2 separate regions of the Homo sapiens genome follow, and region 1 is linked to region 2. The links are chromatin loops, found by intact Hi-C in ENCODE. Cell type or tissue: psoas muscle. All regions are shown on one strand. Each heading gives the region's core, and the rest is flanking DNA. Links, peaks and the distances in the headings are about the cores only. Region 1 overlaps THADA (THADA armadillo repeat containing). Region 2 has its middle 27 kb from the start of TRI-TAT2-1.

Evidence for each region. Peaks named below come from ENCODE experiments on the same cell type or tissue, not always from the same donor. Only the 100,000 strongest peaks of a DNase experiment are listed, where the experiment ranks them.
Region 1: it touches region 2 in a loop (3-fold over the local background); 2 of 110 quality-filtered maps call a loop at or near these places.

Annotation. Positions count from the first base shown.
Region 1 is chr2:43,248,213-43,258,024 of GRCh38, forward strand. All of the region lies in intron 36 of THADA (THADA armadillo repeat containing), which reads right to left. Among named protein-coding and RNA genes, the nearest start is that of LINC01126, 26 kb to the left of the region's middle. In psoas muscle, for the core only: no CTCF peak of the experiment used is centred there; no DNase peak of the experiment used is centred there; H3K27ac peaks cover 1,283 bases.
Region 2 is chr2:42,832,185-42,841,996 of GRCh38, forward strand. No RefSeq gene overlaps it. Among named protein-coding and RNA genes, the nearest start is that of TRI-TAT2-1, 27 kb to the left of the region's middle. In psoas muscle, for the core only: no CTCF peak of the experiment used is centred there; DNase peaks (open chromatin) are centred at 2,155, 3,762 and 3,997; H3K27ac peaks cover 805 bases.

The DNA of each region.
Region 1 (9,812 bases), core at 511-8,510, 420 kb after region 2:
AGACAGAGAGAGAGAGAGACAGAGAGAGAGAGAGAGAGACGGAGTCTCGCTCTGTCACCCAGGCTGGAGTGCAGTGGCATGATCTCGGTTCAGTGCAACCTCTGCCTCTCGGGTTCAAGCGATTCTCCCACTTCAGCTTCCTGAGTAGCTGGGATTACAGGCGTGCACCACCATGCCTGGCTAATTTCTTTGTATTTTTAGTACAGATGGGGTTTTGCCATGTTGGCCAGGCTGGTCTTGAACTCCTGACCTCAGGAGATCTGCCCGCCTTAGCCTCCCAAAGTGCTGGGATTATAGGCATGAGCCACCACGCTCGCTCAGTAAAGAAAATTGATTAAGGAATTAAACTGGATTGTAGGAGTTACGATGGAAAATAATTTCTTGATGAAATGAATTAATGTTCATATAATTCAGATTAGAAATTTGCATTTACATAGAGTCACAGTGTCCTCCAGGTCAAAATATTGAAATCAAAACACATGGAATCCGTTTTGAAAGTTTTGTACCTGAAGGAAGAAAAAGGACACAAATCTCCTCCATATTTAGCCCTCACTCAGAAGGAGCGGCCCGGGCCGCTTCCACAGGCTTCCTGTCCCCACACTCTCAGCCTCGTGCCCAGTCTGACTGGGCTCTCTCGGCAGTGTGTGCAGTGCTCTGGAGCTCTCTGGAACTCTGAGGCGCCCTCCTCTGCTGCTTCCTGCTTTACTTTTTCTTCTCCACAGCATCTCATGCTCTGCCTTCACCTCTGTATGCACAGTAACCTGTCTGACAATTGTGCCCCTTTTTAAACACCTCTCAAACTTGTCACCTCTCCATCCCCACTGCCACTTCCTTGGTCCATCCTCACCATCCTTCCTCTCAGAACAATGGTAGCCTTCCTTTTTTTTTTGAGATGGGGTCTAACTATGTTGCCCAGGCTGGGTGGAGTGCAGTGGTGCAATCATGGCTCACTGCAGCCTCAACCTCCTGGGCTCAAGTGATCTTCCCACCTCAGTCTCCTGAGTAACTGGAACTACAGACACACGCCACTACACCCAGCTAATTTTGCATTTTTTGTAGAGACAGGGTTTTTGCCATGTTGTCCAGGCTGGTCTTGAACTCCTGGGCTCAAGCATTGCTCCCACCTTGGCCTCCCAAAATGTGGGGTTACAGGTGTGAATCGTTGTGGCCGGCCAATGATGGTAGCTTTCTAAGCAGGCTCCTTGCTTCCAGTCTTGTCTAGACTCCAAGCTTTCCCCTTCCCTGTGGTCAGGGTGACCTGTCTAAGACAACTCTGACCTGATTATGTCTCAGTCTAAAAGCCTTCAGTGCTCCCACAAGGCCCAAATGTCCTACATCCTTAACATTAAAGACTCTTTCTACGTGGCTTCCCGGCCCCCTAGTTGCAGGAAAAAGTAAGTTCACAGCTCTCTTATATCCCTCCCTCATCACTAGTGGATTGGCTGTACCAGCCATGGGTATTTTAGGCTTACAATTTCCTTCATTCTGGGTGGCTGAGTCCCTTTCTCTTAAGTTCTTCCTGGGCCTTAGTCAAATCTTTTCAAGTGACCCTGAATCTTCTCAGTACCCCATCCCCTTCCCACCCCCATCCAAGCTGTCTTTCTTCTGATTACCAGCATCTCTGTGGTGACCATACTCTTTTTTCTTCGGTTTATTTCCAGATCTAACAGAATGATGACATTGTGCCAATTCTCAGTGTCTTGGGAGGTGGGGATAGGTTGGAACATGCCTGCTATTCCTTGTCAGAGCAGACCTGGGGAGGATGTCCATCAAGAAAGGACCTCCAGTTCCTCAATAAGTCAAAGAATTACCATGTGACCCACAATTCCACTCCTAGGTACATACCCAAGAGAACTGAAAGCAGTACCCAAATAAAAGCTTATACATGAATGTTCATGCAGCACTATTCACAGTAGCCAAGAGGTGGAAACAACACAAATGTCCATCCATTAATGGATGAATGGATAAATAAAATGTGGTAGATCCATACAATGGACCATTACTCAGCCATAAAAAGAACTAAAAGTGCTGATTCACGCTACAGCATGGATGAACCTTGTAAACATTATGTCTAATGAAAATAGCCAAGCACAAAAGGTCATATATAAATCCATTTATATGAAAAAACTTAATAGGAAAAGTCACGGAGACAGAAAGCAGACTGGCAGTTGCCAGAGGCCAGGGGATAGTGGGGACTACTTAATGGGTACAGGGTTTTTAGGGAAGTGATGAAACCGTTCTGGAACTAGATAGTGGTAATGACTGCACACGACTGTAAAAGTACTAAACGCTACTGGAACTGTATACTTTAAAATGATTAATTTTATGTTTATTTCATCTCAATAATATATAAACATGAAAAAAGAAAGGGGCTGGGCATGGTGGCTCACACCCGTAATCCCAAAACTTTGGGAGGCCAAGATCGAAGGATCCTTAAACCCAGGAGTTTGAGACCAGCCTGGGCAACATAGTGAGATCGTTTCTCTATAAAAATAAAATAAAATAAAATAAAATACAGTAAAATAAAATAAAATAAAAGGACCCTCATGGGGATGGAGCAGGATAGTGTGTCAAGAACAGAGGACAATGGGTAATTCAATTCTGTGTCCCTGAGGCGTTAAAGCAAAGGGAATGGGCAGGAAAGTGGGCCCATTTGCTTTAAAGGGATTGGGCCTCTTCAATGAGTATTTCTCCCCAGGATGCATTCTCCAAAGACTAACCCTAAGAAGGGAGGTGAGGGGTGGACAGACGAAGGTGAACAGAGGGGTTAAAACAAGAGTGAAAAGGGGTCAGGCCTCCTTCCCTGTTTGCTGGGGTCTGGGCTCACACAAGGACAAGAAGACTGGAAAGGTTGCAGCCTGAGAGGGGTGGTCTGCACAGCCACCAAGAAGGGAACCCTTGCTTTCTGGTAATAAAGCAAGACATTTCACATCTGAAATCACCTGCATGGTAAGACTCAAATGTAAGTGGATCCTGTGAAACACAGTTTTATGCAGAGAGCAGAGATCAGATCAGATCACAAAGCTGCAAAGAGAAATCTCTTTACCTAAATTACACAGAACCACTCGTCTGGTTTCCATTTCACTGCCTGAGTCTGTTTTATAGTTGTGCTTTTTCATGAAGGCTTTTAAGGGAGGCTATACCCTGACATCATGTGGAAAAAATGTCCAAATACAATTACATTACAGAGCAGCACTCTTGGAAGAGAAGGCAGCCCTGAAGCCTGCTGGTGTCCTGTTTCCTCTCCTTTAAACCCATTTGTTGCTCTCTGCTCTCTAAAAGCAGAAGCCCCCAATCCCAGCTCACCTGGTCTGCTTCCTGTCTCTGTCAGCGTGCGAAACACCGGTCTGGGAAATACAGCAATCTAAGGTACTGTGGGACTGTGTACTCCCGAGTGGGAGATGTGGCAGGGCCACAGGGAGCTGTGTCCAGCTGGGGCATGCCTAGCACCAGCCCACAGGCCTGAGCCAGCTTGTCTCATGTCATGCACCTTACAATCATGGTGAGGAAACAGGGCCTCCCTCTGTTGGCTTTCTCAGAAATCTACTCCAAAACCTCCTACCTCCTCCCCTATCCTCATGCCTTTTTCAGATGTGTCCCCATGTTCAGGGAATAGTTTTTCTCAAAAGCTCTTATGAAAAAATAGTTCCCCTCAATTAAAATCTGTCATATTGTGAGCAAATTCTCCATATGTGTCATCTTTTCCGTGTTTCTTCCTCCTCCCGGCAGAAGCTACCATTCTCCTGATTTTCCATTCGGGGCTGTTCCTTCTGTCCCTGAGTCTCTGACTTGGACGGAATAGCAAACTCCTTCTGCCACTCCTAGATAATCCCCCTGCCATTCCCCACAATCTCTCTTTTGAAGTCCATACTAACCATCTCCCCATTCTTGCTGGCTACAGACCTGGCCTTCTTCAATGACTGCGCCATGGCCACCCCATCTGGGACTTCCACATCCATAAAGATGTCCCTCCCAGTATTTGCTTTCACCATTTTTCAACCTCTTCAATTCAAATACTCCCCATCTCTGATTTTACTCTACTCCCAATTAACCATGATGACATCTGAGAACTTGTCATTATTTAGAACTGTTTCAACTCAAGATCTCAAATTCTAAGTTTTATCATCACTTTGAAATGAACATCAGTATCATTGCGAACGTTTAGTGGGTACTTATGTGCAAGGCACTATCATATGTACTTCATATATATTAATTATAATGACCTTTTAAAGTAGGTTTTATGAGCCCCATTTTATAATGGGGTATAACAGAGAGACACAGTTTAGGATTTGGGATTTAAGCCACATAGTCTACACACTATGGCTCCCACATCATATGGCCTCTTTAATATTCCTAACACGACTGTTTAACCTTCTACCTTTTCCACTGAAATTACCCACGCCCCCTACTCCTGACCACATCCTTGACCTTGCCCTCTCTCCCAGGCTATTATTCTACATTATCCAGGATTCCCCAGGCCTGTGATGATCTTCCTAGTCCCCAGTGCTCTTGTCAATCTGATCTGCCACCAGGCTCAACAATGTTCCCTAGCCACCTCTCCCCAAACCCAATCTACTGTTCTACTTTGAGCCACCAATTCCAGCTGAGTAGCGGCAGTCTGCTGATGAAGCTGTCTATAAACTCACGCTGTTTAATCTCAGCTGGAATCTCCATGTCCTCTGGTAATTCTTTTCTTCCTATTCTGGTGACTCCTAACTGATCCTCTATATAAACTGTTCCAATCTTTTCCCTGTCTCTACATCTTACTCCCTAACCACTCATTCTTGACTTCTTGACTTGACATTCTTGATAATCTTGACTTCTACAAGGACATTCAGCATAAGCTCAAACTTCCGTCCCCCTCAAAGTCAAAGCTTCTCTAATGACTCTTTTGAAACATTGGCTTGAAGACAGATCAGGGTCTAGAAGATGTGGTTTTAGGGCAGGGGAGTGATGTAAATATTTGTATGAGAAGGAGCCACTGGAGGTAGAGAAGGAGAACCTGAAGACGCCTGGGAGGAAAGGGAATCGTGGCTGGATAGAGGTCATGGGGGAGGTATAAGGTGCTGTGTGAAGGATGTGTGCAGGGGAAAGAGCACCTTTTTTGCTGAGTTTGAATTGGGGAGGATAAGAAGACAGGTGATGTAGCAGAGTGGTCAACACTTGGGCCCTTTGCCTACCTCCTACTTACTTCTAAACTCCTTAAAGGTGGCTCTAACCTCCCACTACTGAACCTTCTCTCTCAACTCTCACTCATGACATTTTCTCAATCCTCATCGTCCTTAACCTGACCTTTCAACAGTGTTTGCGTGGGTGACCAAACCTGCCCTCTTGATAGTTTTTCCTTATGTGGGTTTCATGACAATGGAACCTCTTGGTTTTCTTGATGGGTCTTCGTTATTCCCTTTGCTAGCTCCCCTTCCAAACTGCTACGATGGCCTAAAAATGCTGCCCACCTTTAATTTCTCTCTCCTCTCCTGAGCTACTCATCTCTCTTTTTGCATTCACTCATTCAATATATAATTATATTAAGTACCTACCATGTGCCAAGTACATGGCAGCTATTAAACTGTAGCTGAATTAATGTTAATGTGTAGCTCTGATCACGCTGCTTATTTGCTCAAAAATCTTTACTGGTTCTCTGATGTAAATGATATCCAGGTTCTTTGGCCTAGCATTCCAGGTTTTAGCAGACATCTGTTGTTTTTGCTGCCCACCTTCCATTCGCCCTCCTTTGGATAGCTGTCCCCAGTCTCCCTCTGGAGACCCAGCCCCTCCACACCTTTTAGTCCATGTGGTTTGGGTGGGGCTAACCCTACCCTCAACTCCAGGCATGGGTACCCGCTCCAGACAGGTTCCAGGCCTATCCCTGAACTAATCTCAGAGGCCAGGAATATGATGCCCTCACTGGCATCTGGCCCCTGAGATTAGATCAGGGATAGGCCTGGACCCCAACTAGAGCCAATAAAATGCAATGGGATTGTACTGACACAGGACTTGGACTTGAATAAATGAAGATGTAAAGGCTAGAGCTGCTGTAGCCATCTTAAACTCCAAGAAAAGTGTGAGCTGATCGAAAACAGAACCAACCTAGGAGCAGAAGGGAGAAATGACAAGAAACCAGGTCCTTGGGACACTGTTTGAGTCCTTGAATTATGTCATGTCTTAAGCCAGTCTTAGCCTTGGAATTCTCAGTTACACGATCCAGTATGCCTCCCTTATGCTGAAGTGGGCTGCATTGGACATTCTGTCACTTGCATCTGAAAGAATCCTATTTGATCCAAAGGTCGTTTGTGTCATCCCGCTTCATCTCACCCCACCCTACTCACGCACTCGATGCTTGTACCACACTAACATTCCTTTCCTGAACAGGCCTCATACTCTGCCACCCATGTCTTTCTGGAATGTTCTCCATCTTTCTCATCTTTTCCTCTTGAAATTCTGCCCATCCTTTAAGGTTTGGCTGTAATGAACTTTCCTCCAAGCAGCCATTCTTCTCTAATTTCCCCCAATGACAAATGTTTGTTGGATAAAGTCTAACTGAACACACAGTGACATGGAGAACCTGGATCCAAGGTTCCTTAAACCTGATGCAGAGACCTGGGCCTCCAGCAAACTTGTTCATCTCCCCTCAGGGCTTGGGACTTGTTTTCTCGGTCCCCCCACTGGTCTACATCCTTGTCTCCTGCACTCTTTGGTCATCACTTCCCAAAAAGTTTTTCTGGGGACACTGGCTTTTTGGAATGTTAGTAGATATTTAAAACAACATAAAACACTCCAAACTTCAAAACCAACCAAAGCAGCTTTACTCCAGCTGGAAACTAAAGAGTGTAACTATTTAGTAAGTTTGGGAAATTCTGGGTTAAACAAATATTTCTATTTTAAAAACCTGGGGAGGTGGGGATGGGGGCAGAGTATGTAGCTTTTCTCCAACTTACTCATAAAGCAGGTACCAGAGCAGAGGGACGTACCACATTCTTCTCTGAAAACATATTTAGGTTTAAGGTAGGTGCGGGTTATTTTATATACACATATAAATATCCTACTCTTTGTTCAAGGTGCCTATTTGCTCTGCACAGTGACTATTATGAACACAGAAAACTGTTCATTGTTAAATATGGCATGCTAAGTGGTTTTGCTTTCTGGCAAATCTCCAAACCATAATTATTAAGGGACTGGAGCTGCTGAGGAATTCTTGGGTTACAAGAGGCTTTGATCCTGTTCCTGCCTTCTTTCCCTGACATGAATTTCCACGGGTGTGGCTGACTTTCATTGTTTTTCACTGCTGTGGTGCTGCTGTGAAGGTGAAGGATTAAACAGAACTTCAAGGTGACAAGGGATTGGGCCCCCCAGAACTGCTGAGAGGAGGCTCTGGCTAAACCTCTCCCGCCTTTTGGAGCCCCAAATGGCTGTAACCAAGGGAATGCACAAGCTCCATCCAAGTATTGGAGTCGGGGAATGCTGTGGCCTCTAATATTTGGTTTCCCACACACCCCGGGAAGCTCAGATTCTTAGGCCTCACTCATTATCGGGTTTCCAGCTGGGGTGAAGCCTCTGTCTGTACTAAACGGCTGACAGGACTTTGCTCAGCAAAAGGCAACAGGCCCCGGGTGGGTGAGGCTTTGTTATTTCATTCCCATCAAAGGTGAGAGATCTGATCCAAAATTCTTTGGGCAACTACAGCCATTTGACGTGTGTAGCCCTCAAACTCATGGAGCTGCCTCCTTTACAGGGTCAAGAAGACACCTCAGCTCGGTCACAGACCATTAGGTGAACTATTGAAAGAGCCAATCTCCTTTCTACTGAAACATTTGCTGAAATGTCAAGGGGCACATAACTATTCTTTCAGGCTCTTTTAAATTCTCCCCTGCCTGTAAGAAGAGGTAAGAAAGAACACCTGGATGTTCATGAATCCAAGATAGAAGGAATAAAAACACTCCTCCCAAAATGAAGTGGTAAGGTCCTCTTAACTTGGTGAAGAAAAGGCTTCTCTAACAAACAGAAACCCGCTTACGTCTGGGTGCGGTGGCTCATGCCTGTAATCCCAGCACTTTGGGAGGCCAAGGTGGGAGTTATCACTTGAGCACAGGAGTTTGAGACCAGCCTGAGCAGCACAGCGAGACCTTGTCTCTCTTCTACTTTTTTTTTTTTTAAACCAGTTAGCATTTGGATTGGGGATAGAACCTTGCTCACTTTTTGACATTGTATTTATTTATTTTTTTGAGTCTGTCTTCCAGGCTGAATGAAGTGCAGGGGCATGATCACGGCTCACTGCAGCCTCGACCTCCTAGTGGGCTCAAGTGATCCTCCTACCTCAGCCTCCGAAGTAGCTGGAACCACAGGCACATGCTACCATTCCTGGCTAATTAAAAAAAGAAAAATAAATAAATAAATAAATAATTTTTTTTTTTTGGTAGAGACAGAGTATGTTATGTTGCCCAGGCTGGTCTCAACCTCCCAGGGTCAAGTGATCCTCCTCCCTCAGACTCTTGAGTAGCTGGGACCACAGGTGTGTACCATCAAGCCCCCCTAATTTTCTTATTTTTTGTACAGATGAAATCTCACTACGTTGCCTAGGCTGGTCATGACCTCCTGGGCTCAAGTGATCCTTCTACCTCAGCCTCCCAAAATGCTGGGATTATAGGTGCGAGCCACTACACCTGGCCAACATTCGTTTTTATTCATATTTTAATACAAACAAAATCACCTTCATTTTATACAGAAACTGAAGCCAAGAGAGTAGAGCCAAATAGCTCAGGATAGAGAGGACTCCCTGATTCCCAGATCAGTATTCTCTCTCCAAGATGGCAACTGTCCTTCAAAGTTTTCTTCCCAGATGGGAAAACGCCTCCCATCTGGTAGACAGGTAGAGGTCCCTCTGTTGGTGGGTGGAGAGGGGGGATGGAAAAACAAAGGCAGACAGAGAGAATGGGAGAGAAAACAGACATCAGAGTCCTTGAAGGTAGCAACTAGCAACCAGAAGCTTCTAACACAGGGGGACGTCAGAAAGTTGTCCAGACTACCTGTTTTGGGAGGGGACAGAGTGGAGTTTCCTTCAAGTGTCTGCTCCCACTGGGAGAGGCAGAGAGGGAAGGCACAAGGCCCCTGGGGCGCTTGTCTCTAACCCCAAACCCTGCGCCTCCCTATGACAGGCTGCTTCTCACTGCATAGGAGTCAGGCAATCAATCATAAAGAGGAGAGAGGAGGCTTCTCCCGGGCCAGCGGGGCCCAATTCCAAAAGGCTGGGCTTCGGGGCAGCACAGGAGGCTTCCGAGTCTCCTTCTCTCTTGAATAGGTCAACCTAGTGATGTCTCCCTTCACTCGACCACCTCAGTCTATCCCATTCCCCACTTCCTCCGTTGGCATCTGTTCTAGGAAGATGTGCATGAGTTCATTCCAGATATGGAAGGCCTTTCTCTCAGCTCAAGGTGAAGGTCAGTGATTCACATGGCTAAAAATGAATTTAAGGCCACCTATCAATAAAAGCAAAATGAAACACACACAAAAAGTTAAATTCCCCTGCTATTTAAATTACAGCAAGGAACATAAAACCTTATTTAGTAATTACAACCAACACTCAAATATGTAAACTTTAATTACGTGTTACGGATCAGTGAGAGCAAAATGAGGAAAAAAGAGGAGAGGTGAGGGTAGGGGAAAGTCACAGACTAAAAGAGAAAGTCCAGAGGCAGGCAGCTCAGAAGCAGAGAAGCCAGTGGGAGGAAGGGGAGGTACAGAAAAGCAGGAGTTGGGGATTCAGCAGGCTCTGGGGCTGAGGTGACGTGTCATGCCCTGGACAGTGCTTATTAGGT
Region 2 (9,812 bases), core at 942-8,941:
GAGGCACCCATTGCCACTCCCGATGGGGCTAAAGGCTTGCCATTGTTCCTTCATGGCTAAGTGCCCGGGTTCATCCTGATCGAGCTGAACACTAGTCACTGGTTTCCACGGTTCTCTTCCATAACCCATGGCTTCTAATAGAGCTTTAACACTCACCTCATGGCCCAAGATTCCATTCCTTGGGATCCGTGAGGCCAAGAACCCCAGGTCAGAGAACATTAGGCTTGCCACCATCTTGGAAGCAGCCGGCTGCCATTTTGGAAGCCACCTGCCACCATCTTGGGAGCTCTGGGAGCAAGGACCCCCCAGAAACATGTCCACCTCGGCCTCCCAAACTTAATCCTATTTATAGTGTTAGAACAATGCCTATGATATCGTAAATCAGGCTGGATGTGTACTTGCCATTTACATCCACGTATGTGTATGTTTCCATGTGAATACCTGTAGAACTTAATGCCTGACACAGAAGGCACTCAATAGATGCCAGTTGTTCTTATCATTGGACACACAGAAACATAGACACAGACACTTAGATGAGTATATCTTCATAAACAAAGACATAAAGACACCCCTATACCTTTACTAGATACACTTGAATTTACATTTGCAGATGCGGATATACACAGTCACACATCATAATTATAACTAACACCTATTGGTAATTTACTATATCATAGGCATTGTTCTAACACTATAGAAAGGATTATGTAATTTCATCCTTGCAACAACTGCATGAGACAGGTATAGTTATTTACTCCCACATAGAGGTCAATTGAGTCACATAGAGGTCAACTCAAGCTCACAAAGCCAGTAATTGGTAGACTTGGGATTCAAGGCCAGGTAGTCCGGCCTCAGAGCCTGCACATGTAACCAGTGGCAATTCTGCTCACAGACACCCACTGTCTTCCACACAGTCTCAGTCATAGACCTTCACCCAGGCAAAAAGAAATCTCCCACCTACAAGTAGATGCACTTCCATGGTCACAAAACTGACGTGGGATCCTTGCACACACGTGCGGAGCCAGAGGCTCTGTCTGAGCCTTGCAGAAACTCCTAGCATTCAGATTAACTGGTCAAATGTGATAGTGTATTTTCTTGGTGAGTGGGCTTCCAAACAGCTCTGATTCTGCACCTGTCCAGGTGTTAGGTTTATAGCCCCCACTTTTTTGAGGGACTTGGGGAGGAGGCCAGTTCTGTCTTTACCTCTAGTGGCTAAATCAAGTTTTGGCCTTGTCTGAGGGTTTCAGGATCCCTGGTCGTTTCCCCACCTGCTTGTCTTCTGTGAGTGCTGGATATTGCCTGTGGGTGGATTTTTAAAATTTTAATTATTATTATTATTTTTATTATTATTATTTTGAGAAAAGGTCTTGCTCTGTCGCCCAGGCTGGACTACAGTGGCATAATCACTGGTCACTGCAGCCTGGATCTTCTGGGCTCAAGCCATCTTCCTGCCTCAACCTCTCGAGTAGCTGGAACCACAGATGCGCACCACCTCAACAGGCTTAAAAAATTTTTTTTGGTGGGGCATGGTGGCTCACGCCTGTAATCCCAGCACTTTGGGAGGCTGAGGTGGGCGGATCACAAAGTCAGGAGTTCGAGACTAGCCTGACCAACATGGTGAAACCCCCACTCTACTAAAAATACAAAAATTAGCCAGGTGTGATTGTGCATGCCTGTAATACCAGCTATTTAGGAGGCTGAGGCAGGAGAATCGCTTGAACGTGGAGGCGGAGGTTGCAGGGAGCGGAGATTGTGCCACTGCACTCCAGCCTGGGTGACAGAGTGAGACTCTCTCAAAAAAAAAATTGTTTTTTTTTAAATAGAGACGGGGGGTCTCACTATGTTGCCCAGGCTGGTCTTGAACTCTCAGGCTCAAGTAATCCCCTTATCTCGGCTCCCTAAAGTATTGGGGTTACTGGTGTGAGCCACTGTGCCCAGTGCCTGTGGATGGTTCATCTTAACTTCTTTGCGCGTTTCCAATTCTAGTTGTTGTTCCTCACCTTAATCCCAGGGCCAGGTGTCCCTAGCTGGAGGCTTTGAGCTGGGCCCACCTGGGAAGTCCTCCGGGCTTCCTGGGGCCTGGGGGACAGGTCTGTGCACAAAGGGGAGGGCAAGGAGGTGCAGCCAAAGCTTGCAGCCCGGGGGGGCGGTCACCTTGATGGCTTACGATGGCCTCTGGGTGAGTGGACACTGGGCTGCATGTGGGCTTTGACCTGAGGCCAGGCTTAGGGGAGCACAGGGAGAAGCTAGAGTAGCTGCTCCGCAGATGATGGGTGGGCCTCTCAGCACCCTGCCCCAGCCCTGCTCCTCTGCGCTTCGCCCATGTGCTTGCCCAGGTGTTCCTTCTGGCCCTGATAAGTCCCCATCTTCTCTTCTGGCTGCTGCAGTTCTTCCAGCCCTTGTCTTGGTCAGACACTCATTTATTAGTTCTACTGACATCCACCCCTAAAGAGGAGTCTAAGTGGAGGCCCACAGGCTGTATATATGGAGAGTTAAAGTTATAAATCAAGCTGACAAACTTAAATAAAATATGTTGTATCCTTCAACCTCGACAAATTCACCTTCAAAATGAGAATATTGAAAATGCACATGAACATGAGTTACAATTTTTTTGTTTGTTGGTTTGTTTGTTTTTTTGAGATGCGGTCTCGCTCTGTTGCTCAGGCTGGAGTGCAGTGGTGCAATCTCGGCTCACTGCAACCTCCACCTCCCAGGTTCAAGCAATTCTCCTGCCTCAGCCTGCTGAGTAGCTGGGGATTACAGGCGTGCACCACCACGCCCAGCTAATTTTTGTATTTTTAGTAGAGATGGGGTTTCACCATGTTGACCAGGATGGTCTTGACCTCTTGACCTCGTGATCTGCCCACCTCAGCCTCCCAAAGTGTTGGGATTATGGGTGTGAGCCAATGCGCCTGGCCGAATTATAATTTTTATATGACTGCAAGTCTGCACAATATTGAAGACAACTGAATTTAGTTATGATGAAGCCCCTCAGGGGATTCCCAATAGAATGAGAGTGTCTGTTGCCATTATCCTGTGTCCACTTTGTTGCTGTACGTTGGCTATGGGGGAAGATAACTTGTCTCTTTAGCTCACAGATCTTCAGGGCAAAACGAACCCTCTCTAAAGAACCACACCTGAGGGGCCTTATTTGCACCTGGACCTGAGTTAGAGGTTGAGGTCCTGGATTTGGAGCCTGAGCCCGAAGGCTTCATGGCTGATACCTTAAGGGTCTTGGAAGGTGAGTGTATTTTGCACGTGGGAGGTATGTGATTCATGGGAGGCAGAGGGCAGACATTGTGGCAGCTAGTCTTTCAAGATAGGCCTCCCGTGTTCACACCTCTAGTATGCCCAACCATGTGTGGTCCCCTCTCTTAAATTCTGTGGATAAGCCAGTGATGTTTGGGCAAGGAATAAAGACATTTATTACATTTCATAAGTTAGTGTATATTTACTTTCTAGAATTCACTTCTTTGCCTTAACTTCAGCAAAATTAGTAATCATGTTTTTATAATAGCAAACTCATCATTTGTGTTCCGATGACAGTGCTGATCTACAGGATGAAAGAGAAAAGGAGCTTGTGTCAGAGTTGTTTCAGTCATCTGTGCTACGTAACAAACTGTCCCAAAACTTAGGGGCTGAGAACCACCACCATTTGATTATTGCGTGTTTCTGTGGCTTGGCTGGGTTTAGCTGAGCAGCTTTGCTGCTGCTGGTGCTTGGGAATTCTCATGTGGCTGTGGTTGAGTGGTGGATGAGGCCGGGATCATTAGGAGGCTCAGCTGGGAGGCAGGGACATCTGCTCCTTTCTCCCTCTGTGTGTCATCTCTGGCCTTCTCTCTCCAATAGAGTTGCTGGTCACTCCAAGGGGGTAGCTGGACTTCTTACATGGCTGGTGCTCAGGACTCACAGAAATGAGTAATTTAAAAGGGAGGAAGAGGAAGCTGCCAGTCCTCCTGAAGGGTCCATCCAAAAGTTATGCAACTGCTTCCACTGCATTGTATTTGTTAGATGAGTCACAGGCCAGCCCAGATTCTTCGTGGGAGGACCACACAAGGTATAAATACCAGGAGGTCTTGTTCACTGGGGCTTTCTTTGGAAGGCTGGGACCACAGTGCTAGAAGTGGTGTGTTGTAAGAAAAACCTAAAACCTGTGGTGTACTGAAATCTTGAGACAGAGTGAGGAAACGTATTGGAGGCTGGAGAACAAAAGGCCTGGGAGAGGCACTGGCAGAAGAGTTAAGTGAGTTCCTCACCTGCAATGATGTGGACATAGAAAAGGGCACCCAGTGAACTTGGGGATCTGGCTAGGGCGATTTCAAGGCGGATCTTTTGAAAGTGATATTTAATAATTAGCTTCTTCCACCCGACTCTGATAAAACAGGAAGAGTCTGGGCGTGGTGGCTCACGCCTGTAATCCCAGCACTCTGGGAGGCCGAGGTGGGCGGATCACTCGAGGTCAGGAGTTGGAGACCAGCCTGGCCAACATGGTGAAACCCCGTCCCTAGCAAAAATATAAAAAATTAGCTGGGTGTGGTGGTACACGCCTGTAATCCCAGCTACTCAGGAGGCTGAGGCAGGAAAATCACATGAACCCAGGAGGCGGAGGTTGCAGTGAGCTGAGATCACACCACTGCACTCCAGCCTGGGTGACAGAAGGAGGCTCCATCTCAAAAATAAATAAAAAATAAATAAAATAGGAAGAGATAGAGATGAACTAAAGAAGGAACTATTTAGGTTTTGAGCAGAATTTTGGAAATACAAGGAGCCCAGGACTGTTGTTCCAGCCAGTAAAAGGCTTTCAAAATAAGAAATGGTCTTAGAGCAAAGATAAAATTTAGGGCACTGCCCGTAAATTGTGGCCTTGGGTAAATGTGAAATCAAGAATGTGGCTGTAAAACCCTTTATTAAAACCTCAGAAAAATTTAAGGGCATTATTTTTGTAGACCTTTTGGATAGACAAAAGGGCTTCCGAGAATATTTTTTTCCCCCTTGAGACAGGGTCTTGCTATGTTGTCCAGGCTGGCCTCCAACTCTTAGGTACAAAGAGCCCTCTTGAGCAGCTGGGACCACAAGCACACACTGCCACGCCCAGTAAAGAATCTTCAGAGTATACATCTTAGATCCTCTCTGCTAGACAATAGGACTTCTAAGAATCCCACAGCAACCTCACAAGTGGCTTAAAGTAGAAGAAGGCCTACTAGGGGAGAAATGGGGGTATGGCTATTGTCTTAAGTAGTAAATTATCATTTGATATTTAAGAAACCCACAAGTTTTTGAAAGAATTGTATCAAGTTGGGTGGGAAGGGACGGAGACAGTTCAAAATGCAGCAGACCCTGGTCATTAGTTTCTTTCTTTCTTTTTTTTTTTGAGATGGAGTCTCACTCTGTTGCCCAGGCTGGAGTGCAGTGGCACAATTTTGGCTCACTGCAACCTCCATCCCCCGGATTCAAGTGATTCTCTTGCCTCAGCCTCCTGAGTAGCTGGGATTACATATGTATGCAACCACACCTGGCTAATTTTTGTATTTTTAGTAGAGATGGGGTTTCACCATGTTGGCCAGGCTGGTCTCGAACTCCCAACCTCATGTGATCCACCCACCTCGGCCTCCCAAAGTGCTGGGATTACAGGCGTGAGCCACTGTGCCCAGCTGCCCTGGTCATTTCTTATGGAGAAGGATGGATAATTGAGTGTGAAGCCAACAGCTAGGGACAGCCCCTCCCTGAGAGCAGGACCAGGTCTAATGAAGACACTGGTGACATGTGCCTGGCTTGCTTTCGGAATTGCACTGTGCTAGTTTCTTCTCCTTTTTGAATGAGAGTGTCTGTTGCCATTATCCTGTGTCCACTTTGTTGCTGTACGTTGGCCATGGGGGAAGACAACTTGTCTCTTTAGCTCACAGATCTTCAGGGCAAAACAAACCCTCTCTAAAGAACCACACCTGAGGGGCCTTATTTGCACCTGGACCTGAGTTAGAGGTTGAGGTCCTGGATTTGGAGCCTGAACCTAAAGGCTTCATGGCTGATACCTTAATGGTCTTGGAAGGCGACTGTATTTTGCACGTGGGAGGTATGTGATTCATGGGAGGCAGAGGGCAGACATTGTGGCAGCTAGTCTTCCAAGATAGCACCCCCGTGTTCACACCCCTAGTATGCCCAACCTTGTGTATTCCCCTCTCTTAACTCTGGGTTGTCTCCGTGACTCGCTTTTGACCAACAGAAAGCAGTGATGGTGAGGCTGCATGACTTCTGAGGATAGGCCATGGGAAGCCTTTTGCCTTTCAGCTGGGTCTGTTAGAAAGCTTGCTCTGGGGTAAGTCAGCTATCATCTTAGAAATTTGATTCCTCTGAGGCCATCATACTATAAGGAAGCCAAGATAGCCACATGGAAAGGCCACATGGAGAAAGCAATAGATTCAGCCAGATTCCACTTGTTCCAGCCATCCCAGCTGAGGATGAAAGAAGATAGGTGAAAGAAGATGCTGCCATCTTGGATGTGCAGTCCAGTTGAGCCAACGTTTGACTCTAGACCAAGGGTGTCCAATCTTTTGGCTTCTGTGGCCACATTGGAAGAAGAAGGACTGTCTTGGGCCACACATAAAATACACTAACAATAGCTGATGAGCTAAAAACAAAAATCACGCACACAAAAAATACTCATAATTTTTTAGAAAGTTTATGGGCTGGGCATGGTGGCTCATGCCTGTAACTCCAGCACTGTGGGAGGCTGAGGCGGGTGGATCACCTGAGGTCAGGAGTTCAAGACCAACCTGGCCAACATGGTGAAACCCAGTCTCTACTACAAATACAAAAATTAGCTGGGCATGGTGGTGGGTGCCTGTAATCCCAGCTACTTGGGAGGCTTAGACAGGAGAATCACTTGAACCTGGGAGGCAGAGGTTGCAGCAAGCCGAGATCACGCCATTGCATTCCAGCCTGGGCAACAAGAGCGAAGCTCCATCTCAAAAAAAAAAAAAAAAAAAAAAAAAAGAAAGTTTACGAATTTGTGTTGGCCTGCATTCAAAGCCATCCAGGGTCTCATGCAGCCCATAGGCTGCAGGTTGGACAAGCTTGCTCTAGGTCCTGCTGCCATTTGACTGCGACTACATGAGAGACCTGTCCCCATAAGCGACCACTAAGTCCAGGTAACCCTGAGAGCTAAAAATATTTTGTTTTTATTAAAAATAATTGTTTTTAATTAAAAGCTTCTTTTGTGTGGAGATGGGGGTCTCTCTATGTTGCCCAGGCTGGTCTTGAACTCTTGGCCTCAAGTGATCCTCCTGCCTCGGCCTCCCAAAGTGCTGGGATTATAGGAGTGAGCCACCATGCCTGGCCAATTGATTTTAAAGCACTAAGTTTTGGGGTTTGTTATGCAGCAGAGATAACCAAAACAGCACAAAATTGCACCTATTTTAATAAAAATGTAAATTAAAGTAAATTGTAAAAGATCAAAGCTTAAAGTTACTTCTCTTGTAAGTTTTAAAAATTATTTTTTCTTAAAATCTTCAAAATTATCTATTAAAATTAAAAGGCAAACATAACTAATAGTATAACCGATCAACTTTATCTAATACATTCAACATTTAAATAAGATGTTTAAGTGAAGCTAAATTTTAAATATAAGTCTTGAAAATGTAATGAAGTCTTACTAAACATTTTTACAAAAATAAACTCATTTACAATTGTAGCATTGTTCCATGTCTGTCTAGTTGCCAATGTAAAGCATCAGTGTCATGCTTCATGCATGTTATATCTTGACCTACATGTGTGCAAATGTAGGCAAATTATGAATTATTCATATTGGAAAATGCTCCTCAGCTGCCATGTGCAACTATAGCAAATATTGTGCTAATGTGTGAGTACCTCTGCAACCACAAAGAAAAGCAAGAAAGTGCATCTTGCCACCGCTGGGATCTGCCACTTCTCTTGCATTCTTGCTATGTGAGAGGAAGGATTTGATCAATGCCTTTTCTCTTACCTTAGTGTGCACACCATCCACTCCTCGCTACACTCCAGAGCCAGGGCAGTGTCTGTCTCTGGTGTGAACAGCAGCATAGCCCAGAAATTTTCACAGTATGTAGACACAGTCTTTTTTGATTCAAGGACATAACACAAAGGATGTGAGGCGTTTCCCTGGGGCCTGAATGGTGTTGCTCATGAGAGTGGATGTTTTGGGGTTAGAGATCACACTGTACTAGTGCTGAGTGCTGGATCTCGAGGGACAAGGGCAGAGATATCCATGTATTCTTTAATGTGTGTGTGTGTGTGTGTGTGTGTGTGTGCAGGGGCCTCTCTTGCCTATGTCTAAGGGCAGTACTGCTTCTAGCTGGCCTGTCCAGATCTGGCAGAGGTCTTTTATGTTTCTCTTCCAGAGAACTATGGGATTCTGACCCTTGGAAAACACATTTTCACTCTGACTCTGTTCTTTGGTTTGGAGCCTATTTCATAGTTAGTTATTAGTCTGGTATGTTAGATGGGACATTTTCAGTTGCAAGTGACAGAAGACCAAATCAAACAGGCTTGAGCAGAAAGGACTATATTGGCTTCCACTGCTGAGAAGTCCTAGGGCGGAGATCCAGGGCTCAAACTTGTTTTCAGGGGTGGGAGCTGGGGAGCCCTGGGATTAACAGATGGCCCCACCAGGACTCCTGCAGTGGGGGGCAGTGGGGATGTGTGTGGTTCCCTCATGGACCGGGGACAGCCAGACAAGAATGTGTCCTCCAGACCTGGTTATCACCTTTTCTGAAATGTAGTTCTTGAGTCTATTGTGCCGGGTGCCTGTGCCAGATTTCTCAAGCAGCTCAGGTGCTGGGCACGATCTTCCTGAAGCATCTGCAGCCTGGAGCCATTCCCCCCGGCCCCCACTCATGTTTCAAAGCTCTCAAACCCTCTCTGCGCCCCCAGCGTTGAGTGTGACATCTCACCAGTAAAGCCTGGTGAGGACAGAAGGCTTTCTGGGCATAGAAGACCATTTCCTTGGGTCTATTTAAACCCTCAAGGACCCCCCTAGGGATGGCTCCCCTGGAATATTACCACTGCAATAGTGCAAAGTAAAAATGCCTGTACAATAAAAACCAAAGAAACCATCTCTGCCAAGCAACTGGGAGTGTCATCTTTCTCCCATGGAGCTCTGCTGCCAGGCTCACAGTGGTGGAGACCCCCGAGTCCAGCCTCTCATAGACATTTCACTTCACACAGCAGCTCCTCCATGTGGAATCCCTGGAAGCTGGGCATGCAGGACAGATTACCCTCCGCAAGGCCCCCCAGAGTCCCCTCCTGGGTGCTCCCCTCCCCCCACTCACTTTCCACGGACCCTCCTAGCTGAAGATGGCCGCTGCCCCTTGCAGCCCAGAGTCCTCCCGTGTTTCCCAATCTACCCTCCCAAGGCTTCTTAGAGTCAGCTGGAAACCAACCCTGGGAGAAAAGAGAGGAGGGGCTGGGAAGGCTGCTGGCTGCAGGTCCTGGAGGCCTTGCTGTCTGTCAGCATGAGGCTGGCCTTGACCCAGTGTCCTTGGAGCCTAGAGATGTGTATGGGTCACACCTGGGGCCATGATATACCTGGTGGGCTGGGGCCTTTCCTATGAGGCTCAACCTCCTCTGTCTCTCCCTCTCTCCCTTTCCCTCCATGTGTCTTTCCCCTTCTCTCCCTCCTGTGCTCTCTTTCTCCCCAGCCTAAATGAGGTCCGTTAGACAAACCTTGACACACCAGACTCTGAACACCATAAGTCTGATCATGTTCCCTTTTTTTTTTTTTTTCAAGATAGGTTCTTGCTCTGTCACCCAGGCTGGAGTGCAGTGGTGTGATCATAGCT